2 separate regions of the Homo sapiens genome follow, and region 1 is linked to region 2. Evidence: chromatin contacts called from ENCODE Hi-C data. All regions are on one chromosome and are shown on one strand. Each heading gives the region's core, a stretch centred on a gene start or an enhancer-like site at or near the end of the contact. The rest is flanking DNA. Distances are from core to core; before and after follow the strand shown. Region 1 holds the start of PCDHGA12 (protocadherin gamma subfamily A, 12). Region 2 holds the start of PCDHB10 (protocadherin beta 10).

Evidence for each region. A loop is a pair of places that touch in the nucleus more often than their neighbours do. Pooled maps may share reads with other maps.
Region 1: a pooled map shows a loop between it and region 2 (3-fold over the local background). The contact joins the promoter of PCDHGA12 here to the promoter of PCDHB10 in region 2. A Hi-C loop is called at or near these places in 1 of 50 pooled maps.

What each region holds. Positions count from the first base shown.
Region 1 is chr5:141,429,257-141,432,669 of GRCh38, reverse strand. PCDHGA12 (protocadherin gamma subfamily A, 12) reads right to left here and starts at 2,163. Exons shown (of 4, transcript NM_003735.3): 1 at 1-2,163. The coding sequence starts at 1,910. The region is part of intron 1 of PCDHGA1 (protocadherin gamma subfamily A, 1); the gene reads right to left. All of the region lies in intron 1 of PCDHGA2 (protocadherin gamma subfamily A, 2), which reads right to left. The region is part of intron 1 of PCDHGA3 (protocadherin gamma subfamily A, 3); the gene reads right to left. It also overlaps PCDHGB1, PCDHGA4, PCDHGB2, PCDHGA5, PCDHGB3 and PCDHGA6, and 10 more genes. RefSeq lists an enhancer at 2,128-2,267.
Region 2 is chr5:141,190,192-141,193,616 of GRCh38, reverse strand. It overlaps PCDHB10 (protocadherin beta 10), which reads right to left and starts at 1,264. Exons shown (of 1, transcript NM_018930.4): 1 at 1-1,264. The coding sequence starts at 1,064. It overlaps PCDHB9 (protocadherin beta 9), which reads right to left. Exons shown (of 1, transcript NM_019119.5): 1 at 2,076-3,425. It also overlaps PCDHB@.

The DNA.
Region 1 (3,413 bases), core at 914-3,413, 240 kb before region 2:
GCGTCTCTGTCCAGCAGGGCTCGCGCCGTGCGCACCTCGCCCGTGTGCAGACCCACCGAGAAGAGTCCCGGCTCGCTGGCCTTGAGCAGACGGTAGGACAGCCAGGCGTTCTGGCCGGAGTCTCTGTCCACCGCCACCACCTTGGTCACCAGGTAGCCGGGCTCTGCGGAGCGGGGAGCCAGCTCCACGCCAGTGGAACCGTCCGTGGGGAGGGCGGGGTACAGGATCTCGGGCGCATTGTCGTTCTGGTCCAGCACGAACAGGCTCAACGACACGTTGCTGCTGAGGGGCGGGTGCCCGTTGTCCCGCGCCATCACTTTCACTTGCAAGTCTCGGAACTGCTCGTAGTCGAAGGAGCTCAGCGCATACAGTACCCCAGTGTCGGAGTTGATGGACACGTAGGACGATAGGCTTGCCCCTTGGATGGTGTTCTCAGCCAGGGAATAAGTGATCTGGGCGTTCTCTTCACAGTCGGGGTCGTGGGCGGTCACAGAGACGAGGGAAACTCCTCTGGGATTGTTCTCTGGGATATAAGCGGAATAGGAGGCCTGAGGGAAGACCGGCGGGTTGTCGTTGGTGTCTGCCACGTTCAGCGAGATATGAGTTTCCGTGGATAGGGGCGGGGTTCCCCGGTCAGTGGCGGTCACTGTGATGTTGTAGCTAGGAACCTGTTCCCTATCCAAGACTATGTCTGTGACTAAACTATAGTAATTTCCGTAAGATTTTTCTAATTTAAAGGGCAGATTTCCTTGGATGAAACAGATCACCTGTCCGTTTTCCTCAGAATCTTGGTCATTTACATTTAAAAGGGCAATTAATGTCCCTCTGGGAGAGTTTTCGGGAACCGAGCTGGCGAGAGAGGTGAGGACCACTTCTGGGGCATTGTCGTTCACGTCCAGAACAGTGATCAGGACTTTGGCTCGCGCAGAATATCCTGCATTATCCATTGCTTGCACTTCCATCTGGTAGAATCCTGACTCCTCGTGGTCCAACTCCCCTATTGTTGATATTGTCCCTGAATTACAATCTAGTTTGAAAACTTGGGCCGCCTTGTCGTCCACATACCGGAAGGAATACCTCACTTCCGCATTGACTCCTTCGTCAGGGTCGGTAGCGTTGACTACAAGCAGCTGCGTGCCCAAGGCCAGATTCTCCGGAACGCTCGCGCGGTACTCGGGCTGAGCAAACGCTGGTGCGTTGTCGTTCGCATCCAGAACCATCACGCGGATGCGCGCGGTGCCTGTGCGCACCGGGTCGCCCCCGTCGGAGGCCGTAAGGACCAGGTGGTGAGCAGCCTTTTCTTCGCGGTCCAGGGCGCGTTTCAGCACCAATTCGGGGTACTTACTACCGTCGGCTCCATTTTGCACGATGAGGGAGAAGTGAGTGTTCGGGCTGAGCTCGTAGCTCTGCAGAGAGTTCTTCCCGATATCCGGATCCCAGGCGTGGGGTAGAGGGAACCGCATCTCAGTGGCTGCATTTTCACTAATTTTTATTTCTAATTCACTTTCACGAAAGTAAGGCGCATTGTCGTTAATGTCCCTTACTTCTACTTCTACTCCATATATTTTCACTTTATCCTCCATCAGAATGTCTAGATTTAATTGACACTTGATGGCCCCCATACAGAGCTCCTCCCGGTCTATCCTGCCCGCCGTGACCAAGCTGCCGCTGCGCGGATTCAGGGCGAAAAGCTGCGTCCTACCTCTGGGGATGATGCGGACTCCGCGCTCCGCGAGCTCCCGGGGCTCCAGCCCCAGGTCCCTGGAGATGTCGCCCACCCTAGAGCCTTTCTCCAGCTCTTCCGGAACTGAATAGCGTATCTGGGTGCATCCGGTCTCCCACAGAGTCCCCAGGAGGATTCCCAGCAGGACAAGCCCTTTGTAGTCCCGGTGCAGTCGCGCAGGAATCATTCTTATCTTCCTCCAGAATTATTTTCAATTCTGCCCTTAACCACTGAAGTCAGGAGCAGTTCCTTCGCCCATAGAATGGGACAGTTGGGAAGTCAGAGCTCCTCCGTTGTTTCCACATACTCCCAGGGATGGTTCATTCCTAGCTATCTGCTTTGTGCTTCAGGCGCGTGCAAGGCGAGCAGGATCTCCGCTTTTCTCTCCCCGATTGGTGAACAGCGGCGCTCAGAGTCCTAACCAATTACTGCACAATCTTGAACTCCCAGAAAGGATATTTCGTTTTTATATCTTAAATAGCTCCACCTACTGTTCTTCAAAAGGGGATGGAAATCTACCGTATTCGCTTTAATAGAAACTTTAGTGAGCTTTTTTTTTTTTTCCCAATGAGCTTTTTTTTCCCCAATGAGCTTTTAAATGAATTGGAAGTTTCTATAAACAATGATTTTAATCTTATAATGTTAGTGCATCTGCTTTGAGATTACTGTTCCCCCAACACACCTATTATGGAGATGTCTCCCTAGGAGTTTCTCTTTTTGACAAATCATATAATATAATAATTTAAACTTTCTGATTCAGCTATAATTTGGGGAAAATATTTTTAAATAGATTCCTTGAATGATCCTGAATGGAAGGATTACTTTACCAGGTTGTTGACATGTAACGCTTAAAAATCAAATTTTCATGATATTATGGAAACCTAAAAATGATATGTGATTGTATACATTATCAGAATCACACTTAACAAGAACCCAAGTGAAAAAGAAACATTAATATTTTTAGCATAAAGTAGAAGCATTCCAACTTGCATTGACTGGAAATAATGGAAGTACTCCAGAATTCTATTAATACATTATATTTCAAAAATATTTATTGTTCAGGAAACTTAGTAAAAGAAAATTGGTAGTCCAAAGAATGTTACAGACTTACCTTTTCCTGGGTAACTGACCTAATTGTAATTACTGAGAATTACTGGTAATACTTTTGGAAGCCCATCAAAATATAGGGAAAAAATTCTCCCTAAGAAATAACTGGCTACGTACTTTCATGAGCGTAAATATTTATACTGTAAAGATATTTGCTAGGCATAAAATAAAATAATATATTTTAAATTGGGAAGAAATATATAGGTAGCTGTGAGAAAATATCAGACATAAAATTGAGTTTACTTGAATTACAAGAATCAAAAGTAAATGTAACTGAATATTATCAAATCATTACCATGTTCTTATTTTTTTAAGCTTTTTTCTCTGCCAGGCACAGTTTCAGGCAACTGTAGTCTCAGCTACTCTGGAGATTGAGGTGGGAGGATTACTGTAGCCCAAGAGTTTGAGTCCAGCCTGGGCAACATAATGAGACCTTAATCTCAATTTTTTTTAAAAAAAAAACACATTTTCTCCATTTTCTCATGCATTTTCTTCAAAATTTATAGTTAATGGATTAAAGAAAAAGCCTTATATACTCAAATATTGATGTCCCAAGAAACATCACAGGAAAAAAATTTATTCC
Region 2 (3,425 bases), core at 15-2,514:
GAGTTGGAAAATGATGATACGATCAGTTCAGGGGGATTGTCATTGGTGTCCAATACTTCCACTAAAACCCTACATCTTGCAGAAAGGCCTCCACCGTCCATTGCCTGTATATTTATTTTGTAAGAATTTACTAACTCATAATCAAGCAATTCTCTGAGAAAGATTTCCCCAGAAAAAGGATTGATTTGAAAGGTTGTTCGAATATTTTCTGAGGCATCAAAAAATGAATAGGATACTTCCGCGTTGACTCCAGAGTCTACATCTTCTGCCCATACCTTAACAATAAGGAACCCAATGGGGCTGTTTTCTGGAGCCTGGGTCTCATACAGAGCCTGGGCAAACTGTGGGGCATTGTCATTGACGTCCAAGACAACGATGCGTACAGTAGAGGTCCCAGACCTGGATGGAGACCCACCATCCAGCGCTGTGAGGGTTAAGCTGAGCTCTCCCTGCTCCTCCCGATCCAGTGCTTTGTCCAACACTAGCTCTGGATATATCATGCCTTCATCACCGCCACTAATGTTAATATGGAAAAAAGAGTTGGGGCTGATCGTGTAGTTTTGGATACCGTTAAGTCCTCCATCTGGATCCTGTGCTCTTTCTAGTCTAAATGCTGTCCCTTCAGCTGTATTTTCTGATATTTTTAAGACTGTTTCTTTGTCCTGAAATACTGGCGCGTGATCATTTATATCCCTGACTCTCAGCTCAGCCCGGTAAATCTGAAAGGGATCATCCATTAAAATTTGGAAATACAGCATACAGGGCTCTTTAGGGCCACACAGCTTCTCTCGGTCCAGTTTCTCATTTGTGAGCAAATTCCCGGTATGTGAATCCAGGAGCAGGTATTGTTTGTTATCATCGGAAACCACCCTGGTTCCCCTTGCAGCCAGCTCCCCCTCTGCTAGTCCCAGATCCTTTGCCAGATTGACCACAAAGGATCCTTTCTCTGTTTCCTCAGTCACCGAATAACGTCCAAACCCAGAACCTGCCAAGGACACTCCCCAAAAAAGAAAAAGAAACAGGACTTGCCTTTGTCTTGGGAAGCACAACTCTCTGACAGCCATAGCTGCTGCATACGTTATTTCCTAGTTGGTTACAGCCACAGCTCCCAGCATAAAAGAACAGCAGTAGGAAACCCTGCACCTACGCCGTGTAGCCCAGGGGTCTTTTTTGTCCTTTCCCTTTCCCAATCTTTGGCAGCTAAAGCTTCTCTTTTAAGTTCATCTGTCCGTGTCTTCCTTTATTAGTGACTTGCATAGCATCCTCAGAGCAATTCCCAAACCGTCTCTTTAGCCTGCAGCGCCACCGTGTGGCCTCCACCAGATTTCAGTAGTTGTACCCATTTGGGTGTGTGTATTCAGACAATTTCCTTTAGTGCCTCATTTAAATTTTTCATGTTTATTTTCGTTTGTCTTGTAAAAATTAATGTTGAGACAGAGAAATAGTCACATTGTTGAGATTCTTCAATTCTTTTTGGGAAAAGTTAAAAATTCAACACTTGAAAATATGTTTCTAGCAATAACTCTGTCCACCTCACTGTGCTAAATTTAGCTCTCTACTAGTCCTTTCATCTCAGACACAACTCTCACACAATGTCAAGAATCAAAGGGAAAATGTTGCTGACATCTGGGATCACCAAAGTAACAGGAGATTTTACTTTTCCAGAAACATCGGGATAAGAACACCAAAACAGACAAAGAAAATATGTTTCACACCTTCCTCAACAAACTTCAAAATCTCATCACACTGATTAAGGAGAATCATCACTCTGTAATCTTGTATAATGCATTTAAGCTGTCCCTCCTCTATTCTCTCATAAAAACTTGTGTATACAACTATGATTGCCCTGCAAATATTATTGCTTCTTAATTCATGCAAATCTATTTCTTCTTCAATGTGTGGGCTACTTAAGGATAGGAACTATGTCCTAATCATCTGTGAGTGACAAATCAGACAAGCAATAAATACTGCCTGTATTAGGACATGCATAAATAAACTCAGATGGGTAGAACCTGAAACGTTTTCCAGTGCCTTTCAATTCCGACCACTTGAAAGTTTTTTTCTTTCATTTACTCTTTGCAATTTCTGTTTCCTTACTTTCACTTGTCTTTGTTTTTCTTGTATTAGCTTTAAAGTAACTTACAGGGTTAAATAAGAGATTGATCCTTATTTTAAGGTCCCCTCTTAATTGAAATTTAGCAGGATCTAACTTCTCTGCACCAAATAAAGGGAGGTAAAGAACAGACCACACTAACACCTATCTTAACACTATTAAAATTAAGAACAGCATTCTAGTGTCTTTTTTCATAGAATTTTATTCAAAGTTCTTTTTAAGTTATTTTATATTTTATTTTATTTTATTTTGATGGAGTTTTGCTCTTATTGCCCAGGCTGGAGTACAATGGTGCAATCTCGGCTCAAAGCAACTTCCACCTCCTGGGTTCAAGCGATTCTCCTGCCTCAGCCTCCCGAGTAGCTGGGATTACAAGCATGTGCCACCATGCCTGGCTAATTTTGTATTTTTAGTAAAGACGGGGTTACTTAACGTTGGTCAGGCTGGTCTCAAACTCGTGACCTAAGGTGATCTGCCCGCCTTGGCCTCCCAAAGTGCTGGGATTACAGGAATGAGCCACTGAGCCCTGCCTCAAAGACCTTATATCTAGAAAGAAGCTCTATTTTGTCTATAATAGGCCCAAATGGATTAAGTCAAGGAATGTCGTGGAGGAAAAGGCTAGACACTACCAATAACACTCTAATAGCTGAATATAAAAGCCGCACAATATAAACCTCTACTTTGTGATTGCTGTTGTTTTTTCAACTGGATGGCACTGGGCTATTAGCCATTAAAAATTTAACAGGAACCTCAGGAACCTCTGATTTGTTTATACAGAATTAAAAGGAGCAAATTAAATATTTTCACATGATCCTATAGAATGACTAAATTTTTTTTTTTTTTTTGGTTTCCAGACTAAAGCCCATTTACACACGCTTAATATCTTGCAGTGGTTTTTCTTCTAAGGCTAATTAGGGGTTTATTTATCATATCACTTACAAGAGAAACATTATATTTCAAATAGGGAACTATCAATGCCGGGAAACTAGAACTTTAAAATAAAAGGTAAAGTTTAAGAAAATTATTGTAGGCTGGGTGCGGTGGCTCATGCCTGTAAATCCCAGCAATTTGGGAGGCTGAGTGGGGTGGATCACGAGGTCAAGAGATAGACCATCCTGGCCACCATGATGAAACCCGTCTCTACTGAAAATACAAAAATTAGCCGAACGTGGTGACATGCAACTGTAGTCCCAGATACTCTGGAGGCTGAGGCAGGAGAATCGCTTGAACCTGGGAGGCGGAGGTTGCAGTGAGCTGAGATCGCGCCACTGCACTCCAGCCTGGGCGACAGAGCGAGACTCCGTCTCAAAAA